Linked DNA regions of Homo sapiens: region 2 is linked to region 1. A link is a loop called in an ENCODE intact Hi-C map of the cell type or tissue named here. Cell type or tissue: ascending aorta. All regions are shown on one strand. Links, peaks and the distances in the headings refer to the core of each region. The heading gives the core; the rest is flanking DNA.

Region 1 (7,820 bases), core at 1,148-6,147:
GGAGGGCGCCAAAGACTGATTGTGCAGGTGTGAAACCTTAGGCTGATTATTTAACTTCTGAGCCTGAGTTTCCTCATCTGTGAAATAGAGACGATACCTACATGAGCTGTTTTGAATGTAGAAGACATAATATTTGTAAAGCTTTGAGTCTAATGTCTGATTAATAGTAATCAATAACTGATGGCATTAACAATGGCAGCTAAAATGAAATATGCCACCATTAAGTCAAAATTTTAGTACGTATAAGGGAAAAAGAGTTTAATATTCTTTATATCCTTTTTAGTGGGAAGGTCCACTTGGTAAAAGGATATTTTAATAACAGAGAGAGGGTTAACTGAAAAGTATTGATGAATAATAATAACCAAGAATTGAGTGCATGCTGTGTGACTGGTGCTCACATTTGCTTCTCAAAACAGCCCTGTGAAGTAAGCCACCCCTCCTCCGCTAAGTGTTCCTTTGTCCAAGTGAGGGTGATCACTTTTGTTCTTCCATACTACTTAAGACTCTGTCAGTATTTTTTATATGTAACTCCTACCCTCTCTCCACTTCTCATTCCCAGTGAAAGAATTTCTGTGTATTTAGCACAGACGTGACCCACAGCAAGTTGAATCGACTTGTTGAGATGTTGAATCTTTGTATTTTTCTGGTCAAAAATGAACTATCTCTGTATGTTATAGATGAAAATTTAGGCATTAATGAACTGAATGTTGGTCTAAGGTAAAAATACTAAGAAAATAGTTGGGGATAAAGAAACTACACAACCAACCTGAGGCTTCTCCCTTTCTTCCCTCCCCATACATGCTGTTTGTTAAGACAAACAAATACAGCATTTCAAAGTAGCTTTTGCTTTATAAACTACCATAGAGTAAACGTAATGAATATCAAACATGTGTCCAAATTCTCTGTTTGGAAGCAGTTTTACTGTAATGGGTACTATTCAAGACTGAAATTATTTAATACAAAGAAACATTCTTTATTCACACTGTGAACAACTGTCTTCCAAAATACAGACCACAATACAGGCATTCTTATATGAATAATACAGAGAATTATGTCAAATTATTTTGCAGTTTTTCCTAGTCATAACAAAGTTTCCACAAAAGTGCGTTCTTGATCATAGATTTTAGAGTTGGAAGGAACCTAAGAGATCCAGACTAACTCCTTCCTGCCACCCAGAGATATGAAGCAATTTATCTAAATTCATGTAGCTAACTAATGACAGAGCCAGGGAGAGAACCAGTCCTTCATCTCTTACGCCACAATGCTACATTCCTCTGGGAAAAAAACTGCCTACTCATTCTTGGTTTTTAATGCTAGTTAGAGTCTTAGGGTAAGGTTTTTTTCCATGACTAACTAGTGCTCTTTTGTTTTCTGTGTGGGTGTTTGGGAACAAGCTAACTGGTTGTGTTTTTTGTTTTGTTCTGTTCATAACAATTATACAGTGTAAGGCAATAACAAAGCATTTGTTTAACACTTTAGGGGTTAGGAAGAAATTGTTTTAACTCCAATTCTCCGCCCTCATTGTTGATAGGCAGATATTTTAAAGTTGTGTTTTTTCATCTGGGGTTTGAATTCCCTAAATTCTTATGAAAATTATGTGAATATATGCTTACTTTTTTTCTTTGTTTGTTTTTGAGATGGAGTTGCGCTCTTGTTGCTCAGGCTGGAGTGCAATGGCGCGATTTTGGCTTACCACAACCTCCGCCTCCCGGGTTCAAGCGATTTTCCTGCCTCAGCCTCCCAAGTAGCTGGGATTACTGGCATGCACCACCACACCCGTTTAACTTTGTATTTTTAGTAGAGACGGGGTTTCTCCATGTTGGTCAGACTGGTCTCGAGCTCCCGACCTCAGGTGATCGCCCGCCTCGGCAACCCAAAGTGCTGGGATTACAGGCATGAGCCACCATGCCTGGCCTGTGCTTACATATTAAGAAAAGAATCTGTAGTTTTCATCAGGTTATCAAAGGATACATAGTTCAACACTATGGTTTTAGAGGGAGAGAGAACTAAGCCTGGTTGCACTCTATATATACTAATTGTACCAGAGGGCTCCCTTATCTCCAGCCCCCTCCTGCTCATGCCCTTTCCTCCTGACAAGACTTTTCCAAATAGCTTCCTGGATCTTGTCACGGAAGCCACTGGAGGCCTGAACCTTCTCAGAGGAACCTTTCCCATAGGTTTTCCAAGGATACCTTCTTTCTCCCTTCACTGCTTACTGTTTCCAGGAGAGGGTGTGAGACTCGGGCATTTTTGTTCATTAGAAAGCTCAGGGGGGTTATTTCAGTTAGATTTCCATTAAAAGGGATTTGTGAGCTGACCCGAGATCCTAAGACTATTGAAATAAGAAAAAAAAAAATGCAGTTGGAATTCCAGTCAATACTTTGCAAGTTAACTTTTAGAATGCCGCTAGTTCTGTAGTTCAGGATTCTCTGTGTTTGATCTAGAAACTAACATTTTCTAGGAACAAGATGAAAATGCATGGATTGTTTAGGAGCTGCACAGATCTGTCTATAGAAACTGAATTTTTTTTTGACTTAGATAAATCTACCCCTGAATAGGAATCCCGTTTTTGTTGTTGTTGTTGTTGTTGTTTGTTTGTTTTTGAGATGGAGTTTTGCTCTTGTTGCCCAGGCTGGAGTGCAGTGGCACGATCTTGGCTCACTGCAACCTCCGCCTCTTGAATTCAAGCGGTTCTCCTGCCTCAGCCTCCCGAGTAGCTGGAATTACAGCCCACCACCACGCCCAGCTAATGTTTGTATTTTTAGTAGAGACGGGGTTTCGCCATGTTGGCCAGGCTGGTCTCAAACTCCTGACCTCAGGTGATCTGCCCGCCTCGGCCTCCCAAAGTGCTGGGATTACAGATGTGAGCCACTGGGCCCGGCCTGAATAGGAATCCATTTTGATGGGCATCTTTCCTAGAAGAGAACATATATATAAACAGCACATTCTAACTTTTTTTTTAAGTTTAGCATCTGGACACACAAAGAAAAAGCTAGCATTAAGAGTGAAGTTGGAAGAGTGTATTCATTTATTTATTCATTTTTAAAAAGCCCTCACTGAGTACATATTATGAACCCTCAGGCATCATGTTAGATGCCGAGAAATAAGCCTGGTCTCTTCCTTATGACACTCACAGTCTGCTGGGACACAGCATAACAAATAAGAATGACAATTTAGCCTGCTAAAAACTCTAATACAGGTACCAAAAAAGCGATGAACTCAGTACCGGGCCTGGCCAGGAAGAGGGGTGGGAGTAGGGCCAGTGGAGTTATTAGCTGTGGGGGTTAGCATAAACGTCACAGAAAAGGTGACAAATATTTGAGTTGTGTCTTAAAGGTTCAATAGAAACTTGTTTGGCAAAGAAGGGCTCTAGCTATAGCTGGTGTATTTGTGCCCTTCTAACTTTAACTAAACTTAGCATTTAACACTCTCTTATTTTGTATTTCCAATTAGAGCTCCAAACGAGAATGGAAGCCGCTGGAGGACCGTAGCTGCACAGACATACCATGGCTGCTGCTCTTCATCCTCTTCTGCATTGGGATGGTAAGGAAACTCTCACAGATGGTCCAAACTGGACTCATGATCCAAGGGAATGACGAGTAGTTGTTTTAATGAGGGCAGTTGTGGAATATACCAGTCCTCATACAATTCAGTGGTATTTTGTGTCACTCTTGATTTGTTTTTCTACATGAAAACTGAGCTCAAATTAAGGAGCAGCTGGGACTCATATGCCATTCAATAGACCATTTCAGAAAGCAAATCATTTGACGTAAGTCTCTGAATGTTGATCTTGATAGAGTGGTGAGCAAAACAGTGACCATGAGTCATGAGCCCTGCATATTCACCCAACCCAGTCACACCAACTTGTTGGTTATCTTTAGGGCAGTCATTTCCTCTCAGGGACTTGGTGTTCCACAGTTCTTCCTAGATGGGAGGCTGGTTGCTCACTGCTCCTTCCTCCTTCTGCCTGTCCTAGGCCCCTGCTGCCTTCTGTGTCTGCTGTAATGAGTGGCATCTTTCGATTGGAGATGAAGGGACCTGGTGGTTTTCCAACGGCCCCTGCTGCCTGCTGTGTCTGCTGTAATGAGTGGCATCTTTCAATTAGAGATCAAGGGACCTGGTGATTTTCCAGTGGGTATAGAGAATGGAGGAGCAGAGTTGCTGGTATAAGGTATTAAGGATGTGCACATTCAATTGCATACTCACTCTGCCCTACAGGAGTTTCTGACACAGACTTCAGTGGCATTAGAGTCCCTGCCAGTGTGCTGGGCTGGAAAAAACATAGAAAACTGCTATTTTTAAAGCGGTCTGATATTTAGAAGTAGAAAGGACATGGAAATCCTCATCTAGTCCATCGCCCTTATTTTACAGATTAAAAACATCAAACTCAGAGATGGAAATTACTATCCCAAGGCCACACTGCTAGTTCATGACAGAGCTGAGAACAGAGCCCAGGTCTGTTCACTTCCAGATCAATGCTGTTTTCTAACACCCCATTTCCTCTTCCTCAAGGGGACTCTGCAGATACATTATTGCTCTCTCTTTCTTAGTCTTCTACAATTCAAAATGCAATTACACTACCTCAGGCAGCCTTGTTCCTACTCATGTGTATTTTTAACCCCCTTCTTACTATACCTTTTATAGAGTTTCTTTATGAAAATCTTGCTCTTTGTCTCCTCTGACTGCCCACCAGGCCAGCGCCATTTGTGAATCACAGAACAACTGTCATCTTGGCTAATAGGCACAATTGTAGGTACCAGTTCTGCCTCTGAGAAAAGGAAAAGAAAGCAATACATTTTAATGAGATACGATAAATCCAGTAAAATAAGGAGTGTTTATTTTAAAGATAAAAGCACCGTTTCACCAAATTTAGGATATTTAGGAAAGGTCAAAATACTCATCTCCTAACTTAATGACTTAAAAGATATTGCTCAAAAGTTTACTTAGTTTAATGGAATGGCAGCTGAAATATAACATGCATGAATGTTTATGCAGCGTGTGGAGAAAAAAAATTTTTTTTTTTTTTTGAGACAGAATTTTGCTCTTGTTGCCCATGCTGGAGTGCATGGTGTGATCTCGGCTCACTGCAACCTCCACCTCCCAGGTTCAAGTGATTCTCCTTACACAGCCTCCCAAGTAGCTGGGATTACAGGCATGTACCACCACGCCCAGCTAATTTTGAATTTTTAGATGGGGTTTCACCGTGTTGGCCAGGCTGATCTCAAACTCCTGACCTCAGGTGATCCACCCATCTCGGCCTCCCAAAGTGCTGGGATTACAGGCGTGAGCCACCGCACCCTGCCATAGAAAGATTCTTTGATAACAGAATTAGTCCACAGCCTTTCCCCACTCCCTGAATGTAACCCTGGGACAAATAGCAGCTGACCTTTCAAAATTGTTTACAAAAACATGTACCATGCCACCCGAGGTGCTTTGGATTTTCTGTGCTAAAACAGGTCAGGAAAGTGCAATCATTAATGTTAATAGGCTGATTTGGGAGTGACTTGAGACTAAGGAGTTATTTGTTTACTGAAACATTTTAATGCAATGGTAATTAATATAATGTTGATTTCAGTATGATGGTAATTAAGACCCACTGTGTGTACTTTTAAATGTTGGCATAGCATTATTTGTTTTCGAATGATTCCTTTAATGGATTACTACCTTCATGGAATTGAGCTAACATCGTATTTTGCCATGTGGAAATAAGAAATCTCAAAGTTCTATTCCTTGGCACAACAGAGATTCAGCATTTTTTGGCTTCTGAGTATTTGTTTTAAACGATTTTTAGACGATTTCTCTCTCTTTGGATTTCATTCTATAGTACTTTTAAAATAAACATTTAACAAACATTTGTTGGGCATTAATCTATGCTCAACACTTTAGTACGTGTATATATATATATCTGTATGTATCTTTTAAATTTTTTTCAATGAAATAGGTTTTATCCCCTGCTTATAGACAAAGTATAGCAAGGTTAAATATTAGCTTGTCTAAGAATATACTGCTGGAAATAAGTGGCAAAGATAGAATAGGAACTGGAACTTTCTGGCTATGTCCTTTTAATCGAGTGGCCCAGCTGCCTGCTTCTCTTACAGATTATTTCTTCTTAGTAATCTTGCAGCCTGACACTCAAACCATACCTTTATTCTCTGACTTTATTTGCAGTTTTTTGCTGATTTTTTGATACCTATGGTCTAGTTCTTAAATATTCTAAGATCTTGTCATCTTTCACTCATCTCTACCATTAAATCTTATACATGTTCATCTCTTCATCAATATTTGTACTTCTCTTTTATTTCTTCCCTTAGTTTCAAGGTTTTTCTAATGCTTGAGTTGTCTAGAACTTAGAGTGTTTTTCAAAGCAAGTTGCTGTCAGCCTTCTTAAGTTCTATCTTCTACATTTGAACTTTCATCACTATTTTGGAATTACTGGGCATATACTTAACTCTGCTCCAAAGAATTACTTGTAACATTGCACATTTGTATAAATATACAAATATAAATTTGTATATTTCATTAAGGCAGTAAACAAGTGGTTTTTAGCCCTAGCTGTACATTGGAATTAGCTGGGATCTCTTCTTTTTTTTCTTTTCTTTTTTTTTGAGACAGAGTCTTGCTCTGTCATTCAGGCTAGAGTGCAGGGTGCGATCTTGGCTCACTGCAACCTCTGCTTCCCAGGTTCAAGCAATTTTCCTGCCTCGGCCTCCTGAGTAGCTGAGATTTCAGGCACCCAGCACCACTCTTGGTTAATTTTTGCATTTTCAATAGAGATGGAGTTTCACCATGTTGGCCAGGTGGTCTCGAACTCCTGACCTCAAGTGATCTGCATGCCTCGGCCTCCCAAAGTGCTGGAATTACCGGTGTGAACCACTGTGCCCAGCCTAGAATTAGCTGGGATCTTTTCTAAAAAAAAAAAAAAAACCTAATTCCTCAGGCCTACCTCAGGGATTCTCATATAATCTCTGCAAACCTGATGTTCAGCCAAAGTTGAGACCCACTATTATAGGCACAGATAAACCACTGAAAAGTATTGAGCAAGAAGTGATATGAGTGGGTTTAGAAAGATGGCGCTGGCAGCTAATGTTAAAGATGGCTTGGAAGGTTGAAAGAGGTTTCAGGCAGATCACTCTGGAGGCTGATGTAATGGTCCAGATAAGAGGTGAAAAACCTGAAATAAAGTAGTGCTAAAGGAGAGGAAGAGAGAGATTGAAGAATTAGGATCCGTAACATTTATCAATGGTGTTATCAGTGTTGCAGACAAGTGAGAGACAGATCAAGGATGACTAAGAGGTTCTTGTGTTAGGGGTTCAGGATAGGTTTCTCAGCTCAAATCCCACCCCAGCTCCTCCTGGGTTCTCAACCACGGTTTCTGTACACATCAGGAAACAAGAGTGGGATGGATAAATAAAGCACCACTTTATTAGTAGATACCTGATTATGCCCAATAAGGTACTCCCTGGTAAAAATAACTTGTGGAATGAAGCTTGGGCCCAAAAGGCTAAAGTTCCTTCCCATCTAGGATGGTCTGACTTCATTCTGTCTCAAGGAGAGGTATTTGTCAGAAAAGGAGAAGAAGAGAGAATGGAGATCTACCTGGATGAAATCTGCCCAGATTAGCTTACCACAAAAAGGCAAGAAGGGAGGAGGCTGGATGGCCCTAACAAGAGTGCTTACCATGGAAAACAGAAGATACAGAGACCCCCTACAACTTACTTACCCTAGTAGTTATTGCTGCTTACTATGAGCTAGACACTGTTCTTAGCACTTGACATATAGAAACTCATTTAATTCCCACACCTGCTCAAGGACGTATACAT
Region 2 (7,338 bases), core at 1,427-6,426, 94 kb before region 1:
AAGCCTACAATATTAATATCTGCTTGTTAAAGAAAAAGTCTGGCCAGGCGTGGTGGCTCACGCCTGTAATCCCAGCACTTTAGGAGGCTGAGGCGGGCGGATCAACTGAGGTTAGGAGTTGGAGACCAGCCTGACTAACATGGAGAAACCCTGTTTCTACTAAAAATACAAAGTTAGCGAGGCATGGTGGCACATGCCTGTAATCCCAGCTACTCAGGAGGCTGCAGCAGGAGAATCGCTTGAATCCAGGAGGCAGAGGTTGCAGTGAGCCGAGATTGGGCCATTGTAGTCCAGCCTGGGCAATAAGAGCGAAACTCCATCTCAAAAAAAAAAAAAAAAGAAAAAGTTTGTTGACTTCTGGTCTAAAGGTATATATAGGCGTGTACATAAAAAAGGATCAAAAGAGAATATTAAAAAAAAGTTGATTTATTATGGTGGAGAGATTATATATGATTTCTATTCAAATTTTAAATTTTACATTATTACAGTGGGATTTGTTAAATATTTTTAAGAAAAAATAATTGAGAGTTTTTACTGTTTTTACAACGCATAGAATGATGATGGAGAAACAAATAGCAAATATGTACTATAGAGTTGTTAAATCCTGACTTGGAAATTCTAATACTCAGAATTGAACCAGACAAAATAATCAGAAATGCAGGGGGGATTACAAAGGTGGTTCTCATGGGATTGGTCATAATAACAAAAATGGAAATAACAGGGTAACCATTACCCAAATAATGGTATATCTCTATATGATGGAATATTACACAACCATAAAAAATACTTTAGAAAAAGCATTTCTTACTTTTGTAATCAGAAAAAAATAAGATGTTTAAAGGATGCAGTACTACTCACTGACATGGAAAACATTAATAATAGTGATATTGAAGTAAAATAAATTATAGAACATTTCCAAATACTTATTTATAAGTGTCATCTACATGCACTTACAAATACACAGAAAAATATGTCTGGAAGGATATTAAACTATACCATCAACAGTGGTTTAGGAAGTAATATTTGGGTGTACTTTCCCTTTCTCTCTAATACAATTATATTCAGTGGGTTTTGTTTTGTTTTTTTTTTTTTACAGCGAGCATGCAAACCAAGAGAAGAAACATATGCACATTTTTTCTCTAATGGTTATTAAAAGCTATTAAATAATTCAATAAAATGCATATGAAAAGCTGAATGCAAAATTACAGAAGGAATATAACCTCAACTTAAGGAAGAAAACATGCCCAGGAAAAGGATCTAGGAAATGTCAAAGCATTTTATTGCCTCTGGGTGATGACATCATGCATGATTCTTGCCTTATCTTAATGAACATATATTACTTGGATAATCAGGAAAATTTTAAAGTACAAATTTGTTAAAATAACTTTTAAAAAGAAAAGGATATTGTTACAGGCTTTACCAATCCATATTGCTCTCTTGAATCCCTTTATATTTGTCTCCGTTTCTCTCTCTCTGTCTCTCTCTCTGTCACACACACAACCACACACGCACAGTTTGTTCATGGCAAAACAGTGACTTCTATTTTTTTTTTGGAGAGGGGACAGAGTCTTGCTCTATCGCCTAGGCTGGAGTGCAGTGGCATGATCTTGGCTCACTGCAACCTCCACCTTCTGGGTTCAAGCCATTCTCCTGGCTCAGCCTCTCAGATAGCTGGGACTACAGGCATGTGCCACCATGCCCGGCTAATTTTTTTGTATTTTTAGTAGAGATGGGGTTTCACCATGCTGGCCAGGCTGGTCTCCAACTCCTGACCTAAAGTGATCCACCCGCCTCAGCCTCCCAAAGTGCTGGGAATTACAGACATGAGCCACTAGGCCCGGCCGACAGTGACTTCTATCAAACAAATTTTCCATTTCTGTTTCAAATGTCCTGGCCTCCTTCCTTCACAACTCACCAAAATCCCACATGTCATCTGAACTCCACACATAAGAGGGAAAGGAGGAAGAAGAAGACAAAAGCACTCAGGGATATATTACCTGCAAGGCTCCTCAAATTATGGAAAGAATAAAATACCCAAGTCCTTACAATGGCCTACAAGGCGCGCAGGTGCACACACACACACACACACACACACACACACACATACACACCTCTCTAACCTCATCTCTCACCACTCTCTCCATAACTCTTATATTTCCTTCAGTTCCCAACTCAAATATCATCTTATCTAGGAGACCTAACTTTAGCTTTCACCAACTTCACCAACTTGGTTTTGAAACCAAGTTTGACTATATTTGACTATACCTTGAGGTTTAGTCTAAAAGTGCTTTATTAAATTGGAATGAAATCATCAGAAAAAAAAGATCACGTGGTAGTTAGCTTCCAAGATGGCCCCCTGATATTCACACTCTTGGATAGTCCCTTCCCACACTAAATAGGGCTGACCTGTTAGCTAATAGGACACTGCAGAAACGACAAAGTGTGGCTTCCAAAGCTAGGTCATAAAAGACATTGAGGCTTCTGCGTTGCTCTCTTAGATCATTCGCTCTGGGGGAGTCAGCCACCATGCCAAGAAGAACACCCAGGATCCCTACAGAAAGACCCATGTGGTAAGGAACTGAGCCCCGACCTGCCAACAGGCTGCATCAACTTGCCATTCATGTATGTGAGCTGTGTTGGAAGCAAATTGCCTGGCTCCAGTCAGATCTTCCTATGACTGTAGTCCTGGCCAACATTTTGACTGAATTTCCTGAGTCACCTTGAGCGAGAACCATCCAGCTAAGCTGCTCCCAAATTCTTGACCTACAGAAACTACAAGAGATAATAAATGCTTATGTCATTTTAGCCAAGTCTCAGGATGAAACATCTCTCCTTTCTGCTCCTGTTCCTGCATGGGGACCCAGGAAATTTGGGCTGGCTGTACCTACCCTACCCTGACTGGGTAAATGGGGCAGAACAGTTTATATCTAAAGTTTATCTGAACAAGTCTTCCTTGACGTGTTTGGTGGGTCAGATTTTGCAACCCAAACTATTACTATGGTAGATGGCAGCCCCATTTCCACAAAGAAATAACAATTTCCAGGTAGAGAGAGTCATTCTTGACCCCATGCCCTGACTGCTTCATCACCATTGTTCCTTAGTTCTGTCTCAGCACTTTTCTGCCTCCATCAACCAGCTCAAATTCCACCAAGAAGCACTCTCAGTATATAAAGTATGAGCCATAATTTTAAGAGCATGTATGCTATGTATCTCTGTACATATGTTGTATGTGTTCATATATCTCTGTATGTATGTATGTTGCATGTATATCTGTATATACTTTGTGCTTGTATGTATGTTGCATGTGTCTATTTTTGTCTTGCTGCATGCACATGTGTATATCTGTATTTTGTATGTATATGTATGTCGTGTATGCATATCTTGTGTATATCTGTATTATGTTCTAAGTATATCTGTGTATTGTATGTTGTGTGTGTCTGATGTGTGTGTGTCTGTATGTTGTGTATATCTGTATTATGTTCTAAGTATGTCTGTGTATTGTATGTTGTGTGTGTCTGATGTGTGTGTGTCTGTATGTTGTGTATATCTGTATTATGTTGTGTATGTATCTGTATTTGTGTGAATATCTGTATGCATGTTGTGTGTGTTTCTGGTGTGTATGTGTCTGTATATTGTATATGTTTATCTGGTGTGTGTGTGTGTGTGTGTGCGTGTGTGTGTGTGCATGCATCTGGCCTTTACTATCCTGGGATTCGTACAATTTCCCTTCATAAGAACATTATCAATACAACTGATTCTTTATTTTCATAAGTGTGCTACAGTTACATAAGATGTTAACCTTAGGGAAAGCAGGTGAGAGGTATAGAAAAACTCTTTTGTGAATTAAAATGTTTCAAAATAAAGAGTTTTTTTAAAAAAGCAGCTTCCCGGATTAGTAGGAAAGTCAACCTTCCCCTTTCTTAGATCTAAAACATCCCAGGAGTGCTTAATTTTTGTCCAAGGCACCATCCTGATTGTAATTTCCTCTCCAGTGGAGTTGGAGTCAGGCCTGATGGTTTCACAACCATAGCCCAGATGGACAACCCTCTAGCTTGCCAAATGGACATTCCTATTTGCTGAACCTACAGGGTGACTGCCAGCAATCCAGATCCCCTTCCAGACTTGTGTCCTAAAACACTCAAAGGAAGATAAAAATAAAAGAGAATTCTTAGAAAAAGACAAGGAAAGAAAGACAAATTGAAGGGCCAATGGCTAATTTGGGCAGAACTACATGTTTAAGGACCCATGGGAGGCAAGATGAGGCCTCTGCCTGATGTTGAGTCTCCAGATCTAGGGTGGGCTGAGGGAGGGGTCCAGAGGAAGAGGCACAGAAAACTGAATGGCAGACTCAGGCCTTAGATATTCAAATCCTCCCTAGGACTGTGTGTGTTGCCATGGACTCCACATTTTACAGAGAGCTATTTGGGGTTTAAATATTCTTCCCCCTTCACCACTCCACAAATCAACTAAGACTCATTTGGGCAGGAGTGGATCTGCCCTGCCCTGCCTTGCTAGGCTGGAAACAAAGTGCTCAGCTCCTGGGGAGAGTGGGGTTTGTCCTTGCTCTCCGCTCACTAAGCAACCTGTTGATGAGCTTATAATTACCAGAACTGTGTGCTACAGAATGAATGTTCTTGGAGATTGTAATGATCGAAGTGAATGAACATGCTTCAACATTTGGAAACGTGCTTGAGAAGAATAATTGCTTTAAAGTGCTTCATAAATTGTTGCTAGGAGACCACATCAAGATAGGCCTTTTTACTTACAACTTGAAGTTCAACTGGCAGGAAATTCACCCATTCAAAATATAGATAAGCAAATAGAACAATTCAAAAAAGGAAGAATGAAAGACAGAAACCTGCCAGCTATTAGAGAAAATCTTCCACCAAAAACATAATGGAGAACAAGAGCCAAGACAATGTTGCTGGTCTTTATGGATTTGCATCTTCGTTCTTACGGGTTATGTGTTCTTGGGCAATTTCTTTGCATGTCTCATATTTTCAGTTTTCTCATCTAAAAAAAGTGGAGATATCAATAGCTCACTCATAGGATTAGAGATGACTCACATGTGGATGTATCCAGCACATAATGCTCAATATTTACTTATTTACACACACTTGTTCCAAAGCGTTTTGAGGTCACTTACAAAATTATTTCCTGACTAGTTTGTGTTGTCCCAAAAGCAGGCTCTGACACAATAAATTGGGTTTAGGTGGCTTATTTGGGAAGTGATTGCAGGAAACTTAAGTGAAATAGTGGAGAAAGGAAGACTGAAAAGGAACAAAAGTTCAAAGTTGCATCAGTGAGTAGGAAAGTCCAATACCAATAAATCCTACAGGGAACCCTCTGAAGCTCCATGGAGGACATGCCGCAGGATTATCCTGCCAAGGGATGGGGAAGCTGAGGGATGTGTCCACTGACTCTCATTTCTCAGGGGTCAAGGGTTGCACCTGGGGATCTTAAGTTCCCAGTACCTCCACAATGTCCTGAGCAGTCTGATAATTTCTGGTAGAACAGGAGCAAACCCTCTGGGTGAAGAGTAGGGAGCCACAAGCACATGAGGTAGGCACCTGTCCACGTGGCCAGGAGCTGACCCACTCAAGCTGCATGTGAACTCAAAGGTGGGCCAGAGTGATACAGGGCTAGGTATCAACAGAATCTGCTACACTTAGGATTCAACGAGGTAAAATTAGTTGATGAAGAAATTGAGGTCAAATAGAAACAAATACTCTGTGTTACTGAATCTTTAAAAAAAAAAAAGATTATTTTGTAGAAAGGCTGGCTGTAATGACTGACGACATTTTTTTTCTCTTTTCTAGACTTCTAATCAACACACTAGCCTGGAATTTGAGCAAGGATTCAATATTGCTGTGGGCAATATATGGTTAGGCAAATCCTTCATATATGTCAGTCCCATGTTGACCCAACTCTAGGGAATCTGGAACATTCTTATGGCGTTCAACTATGTTTGGACTTTAGGCCTGAAGCATTAAATTTGAAGTTTGGGCACCAAATAATAGTTGGAAATTACGTTCCCATTCTGCATGGATCAGGAAGGAAGTACATCAGCTACTTTCCTATCCAGCAGACCCTTCCCTGCTTGATAGCTGTTTGCCATCTGAACCAATAACAAGCCAGCAGGGCTCAGACTTGGCATTCCCTAGCATGGAAGAAGAAAAGCAATAAAAAATGTTAACCTCTAAAGTTTTTTCAACATGTCAGTTCCCCCCTTAGCTCTGGGAAGGGCATTAGCAGCACCATCATGCCCCATAGGAATGGAAAGCCATGTTGATGGCATAGACCAATAACAAGGGAATAGAGCAACGCAATATGACAGGAGCAGGCAGAAAGGCTGGCAATCCCTCCGCCAGACTCCCAACCTCCCAGCCCCCTTTCCAGGAATCATAAAGGTGAGATATGAAAATATGAGAAAGGATGAATGAAAAACAAGCAGGAGAAAGACCACCAGATATTATATGCCCCTGATGGAAGAACACAACACCACTTACGAAGTAGTCTGGCTAAAAAATTGAACCTGGGTCTGATATAGACTCTAGTTTTAATTACCAATGAACAGGAAATGCAAGGAACGAAGGAACATGTTAAATACCACTACAGGGATGAATGCAAAAACTCCAGACTGTGGGAAACTACTGAACAGAATCAGGTTTCCTCAACAAATACAGAGAAATCTATAGATTAAAAGAGACCTAAAAGATATATTGACTGGCTGGGCGTGGTGGCTCACGCTTGTAATCCCAGCACTTTGGGAGGCCGAGGTGGGCCTATCACGAGGTCAGGAGTTTGAGACCATCCTGGCTAACACAGTGAAACCCCGTCTCTACTAAAAATACAAAAATTAGCTGGGCATGGTGGTGGGTGCCTGTAATCCCAGCTACTCTGGAGGCTGAGGCAGAAATGCTTGAACCTGGGAGGCAGAGGTTGCAGTGAGCCAAGATCATGCCACTGCACTCCAACCGAGGCGACAGAGCTAGATTCGTCTCAAAACAAACAAAAAAAAGACATATTGACCGACGGCAATGTGTGAATCATATTTAAACAATGAAAATTATTTCAATCTTCCTTCAAACAAATTACGTAAAAAATAATGAGGCTGGGGGTGGTGTGGTAACAAATCATGTAAAAAATAATGAGGCTTCAGGAGGGTGAAGCAAGGGGATCCCTTTAGCCCATGAGTTCTAGACCCGGGCAGCATGGTGAAACCTTGTCTCTACAAAAAACGCAAAAATTTGCCGGGAATGGTAGCGTGCAACTGTAGTCCCAGCTACACGGAAGGCTGAGGTGGGAGAGTCTGAGCCTGGGAAGGTCGAGGGGCTG

The links. Hi-C counts contacts between places; a loop is a spot of excess contacts. Peaks named below come from ENCODE experiments on the same cell type or tissue, not always from the same donor. Only the 100,000 strongest peaks of a DNase experiment are listed, where the experiment ranks them.
Region 2: a loop joins it to region 1, with 2.9 times the contacts of the local background. A loop is called at or near these places in 2 of 110 quality-filtered maps.

Annotation. Positions count from the first base shown.
Region 1 is chr9:105,295,767-105,303,586 of GRCh38, forward strand. It overlaps SLC44A1 (solute carrier family 44 member 1), which reads left to right. Exons shown (of 16, transcript NM_080546.5): 2 at 3,454-3,543. Among named protein-coding and RNA genes, the nearest start is that of SLC44A1, 55 kb to the left of the region's middle. RefSeq lists an enhancer at 3,210-4,409. In ascending aorta, for the core only: no CTCF peak of the experiment used is centred there; DNase peaks (open chromatin) are centred at 1,247 and 3,885; H3K27ac peaks cover 3,681 bases.
Region 2 is chr9:105,201,924-105,209,261 of GRCh38, forward strand. All of the region lies in intron 2 of LOC112268038 (a long non-coding RNA gene), which reads right to left. Among named protein-coding and RNA genes, the nearest start is that of SLC44A1, 39 kb to the right of the region's middle. In ascending aorta, for the core only: no CTCF peak of the experiment used is centred there; DNase peaks (open chromatin) are centred at 4,058, 4,489 and 5,484; H3K27ac peaks cover 2,032 bases.